Regions from separate parts of the Homo sapiens genome. Here region 1 is linked to region 2. The links are chromatin contacts, found by Hi-C or POLR2A ChIA-PET in ENCODE. All regions are on one chromosome and are shown on one strand. The core of a region is the stretch at or near the end of the contact, and the rest is flanking DNA. Distances in the headings are between cores, read along the strand shown.

Region 1 (5,133 bases), core at 52-2,551, 270 kb before region 2:
GAGAAACTTTTCTTGCCTTTTCTGGCCTTTAGAGACTGCCCTTGTTCCTAGGTTCCCTGGCCATCTTCAAAGCCATCAGTGGCTGATCAAGTCTTTCTCATATCACATCATTTTAACACTGAACTTCCATGTTTAAGGATCCTGTGATCCCACTGGGCCCGCCTGGATAATCCAGGATAATCTCCTGATTTTTTTTTTTTTTTTTTTTTTTTTTGAGGCAGGGTCTCACTCTATCGCCCAGGCTGGAGTGCTTGTGGCACAATTACGGCTCACTGAAGCCTTGACCTCCTGAGCTCAAGCAATCCTCCCATCTCAGCCTCTCAAGTAAGTGGGACTACAGGCACGTGCCACCATGCCTGGTTAATTTTTTTAAAAAAATTTGCAGAAACGAGGTCTCACTATGTTGCCTAGCTGGTCACGGAACTCCTGACCTCGCGGGATCCTCCCACCTCAGCCTCCCAAAGTGCTATGATTACAAGTATGAGCCACCACACTCAGCCAATCTCCCTATTTCAAAGTCAGTTAATTAGCAACCTTAGTTCTGCTTATAATCTAAATTCCCCCTTGCCATGTAGCATAGCAAAGTCATAGCATCTGAGGATAAGAATGTGTACGTCTCCAGGAGCCATTATTCTGCTTACCACAGACTCCAAGCTCTGTGAGGACAGAAATTATATCTCACTTTTTTTTAAGATGGAGTCTTGCTCTGTCGCCCAGGCTGAAGTGCAGTGGAGCGATCTCAGCTCACTACAACCTCCACCTCCCAGGTTCAAGCAATTCTCCTGCCTCAGCCTCCCAAGAAGATGGGATTACAGGTGTGCACCACCATGCCTGGCTAACTTTTGTATTTTTAGTAGAGGCAGGGTTTCACCATTTTGGCCAGACTAGTCTCGACCTCCTGACCTCAAGTGATCCACCTGCCTTGGCCTCCCAAAGTGCCGGCATTATCGGCGTGAGCCACTGCGCCTGGCCTATATCTCACTTCTGTTATACCTGCTTCATGTCTGTGCATTTCTTTCAGGTCAGGTAAAGAATCCTACCCTAGTTCTCTGCCAGATGGCACACTGCTATCTACTTATCAAAGCAGGCAAAGAAACCTCACTGTGGCTGTGAAAAAGGTGTTTTCCCGCAACCAGTCCTCTCACCAGCTGCAGACTCTTTTTCTAACAACATCATTTTTAGCCTGAGAATGTTGAAGACAGGGACAGTTACAGGTGTCTTTCAGGGCAAGAACCACGTCATTCATCTGCGTGTTGCCTATCACAGGGCCTGGTACACTTTCAGAACTCAATGCTTGTATGTTGAGTGGGTAGAGGTGGAGCCAGAGTCCAACTGGGGCGGCCAAGCTGATAACAAGGTGACCAGTAGGTCACTGGGTCAGAGATCTAGAGCCCAGTTGGGGTGGCTCCTGTGTGACCACAAACTTCTGAGGCATACAATACTGTCAATCAGACTACCAGGGAGCCAGGTGGCCTTGGATTTGGTGAATCAGGCCAGGCAGGAAGTCAGCAGCAGGCAGACAAGGCAGTGCCCACATAGGCACCAAGAGAGGGGTTGGGGCCAAGTGGGTTCAAGAACCTGGTGTGAGTAGAAGCTGAAATGGAAGGGGCACATCAGAAACCTGCAGGAGAAAAGGAGCAACTTAACCAGAGGCAGCTTCCTGCACCATGACCCAGTACTGATATTGTCCTCTGCAGTGAGAATCAGCTCAGCTTAGCCACAGGCTCATGGGCCACAGCATGTGAGCGTGAGCAACAGCTGTGAGGGTCTCTGGTAGGCAGACTCTGAAACCAGAGGTGAGCTGAAAACAGTCACTTCAACAAGCAACAGTCACAGTAGATACGAAACTGAATAGGACAGTCACCACCCTTGGGAAGCTCATGGTCTAGCGCAACAGTCAGGCACCAAAAAACAATCTCATATATGGTGGTAAATGAGAACAAAAGGCTACCAGACTGAAAGCTTTAAAAAAAAAAAAAAGAAAAGAAAAGAAAAAAAAAAAAGGCCGGGCACGGTGGCTCATGCCTGTAATCCCAGCACTTTGGGAGGCCGAGGCGGGTGGATCATGAGGTCAGGAGATCGAGACCATCCTGGCTAACACGGTGAAACCCCGTCTCTACTAAAAAATACAAAAAATTAGCAGGGTGGGGCGGTGGGCACCTGTAGTCCCAGCTACACGGGAGGCTGAGGCAGGAGAATGGCGTGAACCCGGGAGGCGGAACTTGTAGTGAGCCGAGATTGCGCCACTGCACTCCAGCCTGGGCGACAGAGCCAGACTCCGTCTCAAAAAAATGAAGTAATTAATTTTAAAAAAAAGTCTCTTTTATCCTTTCCAATAATGCTTTGTGGTAGATATTATTTCTTCCACTTCATAGACAAGAAATGTGAGGCTCAGAGAGGATAAATAGCTTGCCCAAGGTCACACAGCTGTGTGTAGATCCAGTTTACAAACTCAGGTTTCTGTTACTCAAAAGTCCACACATCTCAGCTCTGAAGCTGAAGCTGTTTTTCTCTATCGCTGGGCATGTAGTAGGTATTCAGCAAATGACTCCTTTGAAGTAGATTTAGTTCTCATGCTCCTGTACTCTCCATGCATTTCTATTATAACTCTATTCTAGTCCCAAGCACTTGGTAGAATAAATATATTTCATTCATTCCAAACAGGCCTTAAAGTAGGATAATTTTGTGTTTCTGAGTGACAGGGACTATACCCTACCAACTTTTTTTTTTTTTTTTTTTTTGAGACGAGTTTCACTGTTGTTGCCCAGGCTGGAGTGCAATGGCGCGATCTTGGCTCACTGCAACCTTTGCCTTCCAGGCTCAAGCGATTCTCCTGCCTCAGCCCCCCGAGTAGCTGGGATTACAGGCGCCGGCCACCATGCCCTCTTGTTCGTTTGTTTGTTTGTATTTTTAGTAGAGACAGGGTTTCGCCATGTTGGCCAGGCTTGTCTCGAACTCCCGACCTCAGGTGATACACCCGCCTTGACCTTCCAAAGTGCTGGGATTACAGGCGTGAGCCACCGCGCCCGGCCCCCTACCAACTTTTTACCCTAACATACAGTAAGTGTTAACACCTGTGAGTGTGAGTGTGAGTGTGTGAAGGTTAACCTGGAAGCATTGTGCTTGATGGCCTAGAAAGGGAACAAAGAAAATCTTGGCTGCAATGGTCAGGGCTATTTTATTCTTCCCAGTACTAGTAGTGCCTGGCACATTAGAAGTGCTCACACACATTGGCTGAATAAATGAAGAATCCTGCATTCATTCACCCTAGTTCTAGCTGTAACAATAGAATCCTATTCACTCTGGGTAGTTCTAGAGCCAGTTAGAGATATTGTATTGCATTCTGGAGACCCTCCAAGTCCAAGGAATTTCACCGTGTCTACAGAATACCCCTGTCTCCAAAGAAACTACATTTCAGTTCCAAGTAGTTGTACCACAGTCATAAACACAACCACAAAGGAGAAATGGAAACAAACCACCAAAACACTGTGACTGGGAGGCCCAACTCCTCTCAACCACTGAAGAGCAGTTTCTAAACAAACACAAAGGGAATTGTACCTGCTCTGGGTCCTGCCAAAAGAATAGAAAGCAAACCCAAGAAAGTCAGACTGGCACCAAGTGAGAACCCAACAGGGCCAAATAGGAAGCTCACTGGGGGAGGAGAGATGCCAGGATTAGTGGTGGTAGGAGGTTGACCTAATTCCACTGTGTTCAAGGGATATTACTGCCTGGTCCAATGAGTCATACAGCTCAGGCATGTCATATCATTTTAACCACAGATAATAAGAATAACAACCTCCTTTTATTGAGTGATTACTAAGTACCGGCCCTATGCTAAGCACTCTTTACACATTAGCTCACTTTTGCTAAGACTGGGCAGGGAGGTAATCAAGTCGCAGGAGTCATCCAGGTAGGCAAAAGAAATATGAAGGCAAGCGCACCACCAAGGCTGAGGACAGGAAATTTGGATGTTGACAGACAAGTGTCTGCCCCACCTCTAATTCGTTAAGCTGATGATTCCCAAACACACATCGGAGTAAACTGGGAAAGTTTTCAAAAGACAGCTTTCTGAGTCCCCCTCAGACTCACTGAATCAGAATTTCTAAGGACAAGGCCCAGAAATCCATATTTTTATCTATATTTTTAAAATCTATATTTAAAAATCCCAATTTAAAAAAAAAACCACCCTGAATTCACACTTGTGAATATCCCACATACACGTGGGCCCTTAAAGAAAGTGCAGATGCTAAAATAACCCAGGACCCTACATTGGCTTATTCCCAAACTGCTTTCATTTAGTCCCAGCTCTACTGGGTCTCAAATCCATGGCTCTAAAACCCTAGACATTCTTTGGGCCTGTGGACAGGTGTTTCTCAGGCTTTGCATCTGAGTTAGTCCCCAAATCCTTAGGATTAACTTGACTCCTGGGCATTTTGTGCCACTATAGGTGGTTACGTCCTCCCACCCCAGACATTTGCATCTAAACAAGCAGTGCCAGAGCCCTGTTAGTGAGGATGAGTAGGGGACACTTGGACCCAGGATACCAGCAATGAGACCATCATACAGAAGGATGAGTGTCCTGCAAGACCTGGCCCAACTAAAAGCCTCATAGCTATTGCCTGTTAGGGGAGGAATGAGTCTCTTAGCAGTCCCTGAGCACACATTGAAAAAGGATGCAAGTGAGGCGGCGAATGAGGGGTCTGAGCTTGAAGGTAGCCCTAGGACCTCCTCAACAGGCTCCCAGGTTCTGAATCCTGTTCACGAATCTTCCTTCTCCTGCATCAAGAACCATCTCCACCAACCCCCATCTCTGGTCTTTACCACAGGAAAACACCTCTGCTCAATCCTGGCAACCATCCACCACCCACAGACAAAAATAGACCAGCTGGCCTCTGCAAGCACGTTGCTTTCACTGATGAGAAACAAACACCCATTTAGTTTACTTTCTCTTCAAAAGTCCAGGAAGCCTCTTGACAGAAGATACTGGGAAGTTTTAGTGAAGGCCAAGGGCTTAAGTTTTGAAACCTAAACCATTTGACAGGCCCCGTGAAGGTGAAACTTATGGTCACATTGAAGCTCTTGCACTTTGAGTCTCATTTGCTAAATGTAGTAAGGCATTCATCGGGGTCTCTG
Region 2 (4,764 bases), core at 235-2,734:
AAACAATACTTGCTTAGTACTACTTCAAAGCAAGGATACTACTCAGAAACACAGTAGTACTATTATTAGAAATGGAGTAGTTTCTAATGAACTATTTTAACTACTATGCTCTGCGACTTGCCCTGATTCTTTGCCGTGGACGTCTAAGAACCTGCTCTTGGGTCTGGAATGAGACCCTTTTTCTGTTAATTCCTCTATTCCAGTCTTGAAAGTAAAAGCCAGTCTTGAAAATAACCTGTGAAGCCCCCAAGATCCACCCCCACTCCCTTACCCGCTTCCTTCCTGACTTCACCTACCCCTCTTACCTTCCCTTGATCCTCCAGCAAGCCGGGCATCCTCATTCCTCCGCATTTATGCACCTGATCCTTTGACCAAAGTGCTCTTCCCTCTAGACCGCCTCCTTCGCCTCCTGTAGATTTTTATGCAAATACCCTGTTCTCAGTGAGGCCTTCCCTAACCTGCCTATTTAAAATGACCATCCCCATAACCGGGCACCGTTCCTCACACCTGTAATCCCAGCACTTTGGGTGGATGAGGTGGATGGTTCACTTGAGGCCAGGAGTTCGAGACCAGCCTGGCCAGCATATAGTGAAACCTCATCTCGACTAAAAATTAAAAAAAAAAAAAATTAGCCAGGCGTGGTGGTGGGTGCCTGTAATCCCAACTACTCTGGTGGCTGAGGCAGGAGAATCACTTGAACCCGGAAGGTGGAGGTTGCAGTGGGCCGAGATGGCGCCACTGCACTCCAGCGTAGGCGACAGACTCCGTCTCAAAAATAAATAAATACATAACAATAAAATAAAATAAAATGTCCATCCCAGTGCTCCCTATCTCTTTGCCCTACTTTTTCTCCCTAGTATTTACCACCATCTAACATACTACTTAGCATCTTATTGTCTATCTGCCCACACAATGTAAGCTTCACGTGGGCGTGGATCTGTCTTGTTCAGTGGTGAGTCCCCAGTGACCTGGTACATGGAGGTACTCAAAAATATTTGTTGCATAAAGTAATGAGCAAAGTTTGGCACAAATGTTAGCTATTATTATTTCAGGGCGTATCGGTAACAGCACCCTACCCTTTGCAAAAATCTCCTTGGGAACCAGAAACTTAAACACAACCAGGAAGAAAAAAAATCAGCCAAAAATAAAAGCGAATTAAGACAGTTGGGGTCTTATTTTAGAAATATACCTTTCTAGGTTCTGGTATGTTGGGCTCTGTCATCTTTCTACCTGATCAAGGAACCACTGTGACATTTTTTGGTAACTTCCAGTCTGTAGTTTGGATTTAGGAGTTCAGGATTCCAATCCTAATTTCCAGGTTCCAGCTGCGTGGCCCGAGTAGCCCGGCCAGCCCCACCCCGGGGCGCAGGAGGCGCGCGAAGGGCGGGAGTTCTCGGGTCCCCGCCCTCGGGGAGGCTCTGGGCGCGGGGCGGGACTCCGGGACGCTGGGCGGGCGTGCTAGGGCCCCGCCGCCCTGGCCCGGCCTTGCCTTGCGCTGCGCGCTCACCATGGTGGGCCCCGCGCCGCGGCGGCGGCTGCGGCCGCTGGCAGCGCTGGCCCTGGTCCTGGCGCTGGCCCCGGGGCTGCCCACAGCCCGGGCCGGGCAGACACCGCGCCCTGCCGAGCGGGGGCCCCCAGTGCGGCTTTTCACCGAGGAGGAGCTGGCCCGCTATGGCGGGGAGGAGGTAGGCGGGGGTGTCGCGGGCCGAGGGACCCGGGGTGGCGTCCGATCTGCGGCGAGCCGAGCGGGGACCCAGGAGGCGCCGGCGGCCCAGGAAGCTCTGGGGGACGCGCGGCCCGCGGCGGGCGCCCTGGGCCGGCGGGGGGCCTCCTCTCTCTAGGCCCCGAAGGATGGCCGAGGGGTGAGGACGAGTCCTCAACAGTCGGAGCGCTCCGCTTTGCCCGCACACCCCACCCTGAACTTCTCCCTCGGTCCCCGGGAGATTTCCCCTCTAGCCGCCTTTTCGTTGATGATCTGCGTACAGACCTCAGAACTTTTTGGTTTTCATGTTAGCATCAGCCGAGGCGTTTACTGTGCCCACGCATAGTGGGGAGTGGCGGGGGACGGAGGGAGGGAAGCAGAGCCTGCTCCCTGGGTTAGGTGGGAATTGAGACAGGTCCTGGGATAAGCCAGTCTTTGCCTGCACTTCCTTTTCCTGCCCCTGTATCCCAGGCCTCTGCATCGGACTCCTCAAACCCACTTTTAGGTCATGTACCCCTGGGGCTCAGCCAAAGCTGGAAGTGAGCGCAGAGGGTGGACTGGAGGTTAGAGACCCCCACAACCCCCCCGCCACACGTCAATAGAGACCCCCCCGCCCACACACACCCACACACGTCAATAGTCTAGAGGCGTCCAGAAAACTCACAACCACCTGCCCACCTGGGTTGGTTGGGACTGGAGCCGCACGACAAGGACCAACAGGGGGCTGATATTAGATGTGGAGCGGGGGAACGGCATTGGGGGGAGGTCATAGTACCATAGTATTTCAGAGCTGGCAGGAACCCATCTCCTGCTTTTACACATAAGGAAACTGAGGCCTGCCACCTGTTAGTGGTAGAGCAGGAAGAGGCCTGATGTTTTTCAAAACCCTCTGGCCTGGTCTCGCTAATTCCTGAGTTAATTGGCCTTATATGGACTAGGATTGCATGGGGGTATCAGAAACCTGGCCCTTAGTCAGTGATGCCAGTTTGGGCATCATTTGTGAAGGGGCCATTTAGAACCATGAGTCAGTGAGGACACCGAGGGAGGGAGACATGGCTGGGATGTGAGGATGTTAAGGGATGCCTTTTTGCCGGTAGCAGAGGGAACCAGATGGTTCAGAGTCCAGGCATCCGTGCAGAAAAGAATTAACATGGCAGGCCTGCTCTCCTTAGAAAAGCCTACTTGCAAGGGTGGGACTTGTCTAGTGTCTGGATTTCTCACCCTTCCCTACCCAATAACGGTGGACTCACTTGCCTAGGCCGTATATACAGATGGTGTGGTTAGTATTGAACACTGTATATGCTAGGCAGAGGGTGCCCCATGTGACCAGCCCCCAGTGAAAACCTTGGGTGCTGAGTCTAATGGGCATCTCTAGCAGAGGAATGTTCTGCCAGAAGAATGGCACATACTGTCAAGTTTTGTTGCTGGGGGAAGAGTGTGCTCTTCCTCATGGGAGGGAGAGAGCATAGGAAACCTGCACATAGATTCCCCTAGATTCTCCCTCTGTGTTTTTCCTTCCCAGCTGTGAGTAGAACTATATGCTGGGTTCTTGGAATCTTCCTTCTAGGGACTCTCCAACTGACCCGATGATCTTTGGGACCACTGGCACAAGAATCTAAGGAAAGAGAGAGTTCACCACTGAGGTTACAGCAAGAGTGCCAGAACTGCAAGATGAGGACTGAGAAAAGACCCTTGGTTTTTTGATGTTGATGTTATAGATTGAAATTTAACTGAGAGAGAGAGGACCTTGAGATGGAAACAGGGGTAGGAAACAATTGTTTTGGGAGTGGAGCCTGAGGATCTCTGTAGGTGGAAGGAAGGAGCCAGAGAGAGGAGGGGAGCGAGGGACGAGAGAGGCAGTTGAGTGCAGTGGGTTCAAGCTGTGCTGCGCTGTTGTTTGACCTAGATTGTTCTGGTCTATGCCTGTTATCCAGGGATAATTATTAATAACACCCTTTCACTCAGAAGTGTGACAATTTGTATAATACATTGGATCATACCTGGTTTTGAGTCCCTGTTCTGCTGTGTGATTTGGGGCAAATTACTAAACCTCTCTGAGTCTCCACTTTGTTCGTAAGATACTTGGATTAGTCCAGGTTTCACCAGGGAACAGAACCATTTGGATATCTATATCTATACAGTTGATCCTTGAGCAACACAGGAGTTCGGGGTACTGACCCCCATGCAGTCAAAAGTCTGCATATAACTTTTTTTTCTTTTAGAGGCAGGGTCTTGCTGTGTCGCCCAGAATGGAGTGAGTGGCTTTTCACAGGCAGTCATGGTGCACTAGAGCCTGGCAATCCTGGGCCCAAGCGATCCTCCTGCCGCAGCCTCCCAAGCCGCTAGTATTACAGGTGTGCACCCAGCCATGTATAACTTTTGACTACCCCCAAAACTACAGTTTTTTTCCTTTTTTTTTTTTTTTTTTGAGACAGGGTCTCACTCTATTGCTAAGCCTGGAGTGCAGTGGCAGGAACACAGCTCACTACAGCCTCCTCCTGGGCTCAAGCAGTCCTCCTACCTCAGCCTTCCCAGTTACTGGCATTACAGGTGTGCACCACCACACCTGGCTATTTTTTAAATTTTCTGTAGAGATGGGGTCTTCCTGTGTTGCCCAGGCTGGTGTCAAACTCCTGGGCTCAAGCAACTCTTCCACCTCAGTTTCCCAAAGTGCTGGGAATACACGTGTGAGCCTCCATGCCTGGCTCAAAACTTAATTACTAATAGCCTACTGTTGACCACAAGACCCAAGAACATAGTCGATTACCACGTATTTTGTAAATGTATTATATACTGAATTCTTACAGTAATGTAAGCTAGACAAAAGAAAGTGTTACTAAGAAAATCATAAAGAAGAGAAAATATATTTACTATTAAGTGAAAGTGGATCATTATAAAGGTCTGCATCCTGAGAAGGAAGAGGAGTGGTTGGTGTTGCTATCTCAGGGGTGGCAGAGGTGGAAGAAAACCCACATATAAGTGGACCCATGCAGTTCAAACCTGTGTTGTTCAAGGGTCAACTATATATAGATAGATAAATGGTTTATCATAAGGATTGGTTT

Evidence for each region. Hi-C counts contacts between places; a loop is a spot of excess contacts on that map. ChIA-PET counts read pairs that join two places held with the same protein, here RNA polymerase II (POLR2A). Pooled maps may share reads with other maps.
Region 1: a loop to region 2 is called in a pooled map, with 2.7 times the contacts of the local background. The contact joins the enhancer-like site here to the promoter of NENF in region 2. A Hi-C loop is called at or near these places in 1 of 37 single-sample maps with no recorded cell type and 2 of 50 pooled maps. POLR2A ChIA-PET finds 5 or more read pairs at or near these places in 1 of 52 experiments (WTC11).

The regions. Positions count from the first base shown.
Region 1 is chr1:212,157,895-212,163,027 of GRCh38, forward strand. No RefSeq gene overlaps it. Among named protein-coding and RNA genes, the nearest start is that of MIR3122, 83 kb to the left of the region's middle. RefSeq lists an enhancer at 3,339-3,448. Within about 2 kb of position 1,302, at least 2 of the 41 ENCODE cell types and tissues checked have a DNase peak (open chromatin) inside an H3K27ac peak, as active enhancers do.
Region 2 is chr1:212,431,436-212,436,199 of GRCh38, forward strand. NENF (neudesin neurotrophic factor) reads left to right here and starts at 1,485. Exons shown (of 4, transcript NM_013349.5): 1 at 1,485-1,685. The coding sequence starts at 1,509. LOC105372906 (a long non-coding RNA gene) reads right to left here and starts at 1,382. Exons shown (of 3, transcript XR_922577.4): 1 at 1,190-1,382; 2 at 306-409. RefSeq lists a silencer at 1,271-1,830 and an enhancer at 1,991-2,080.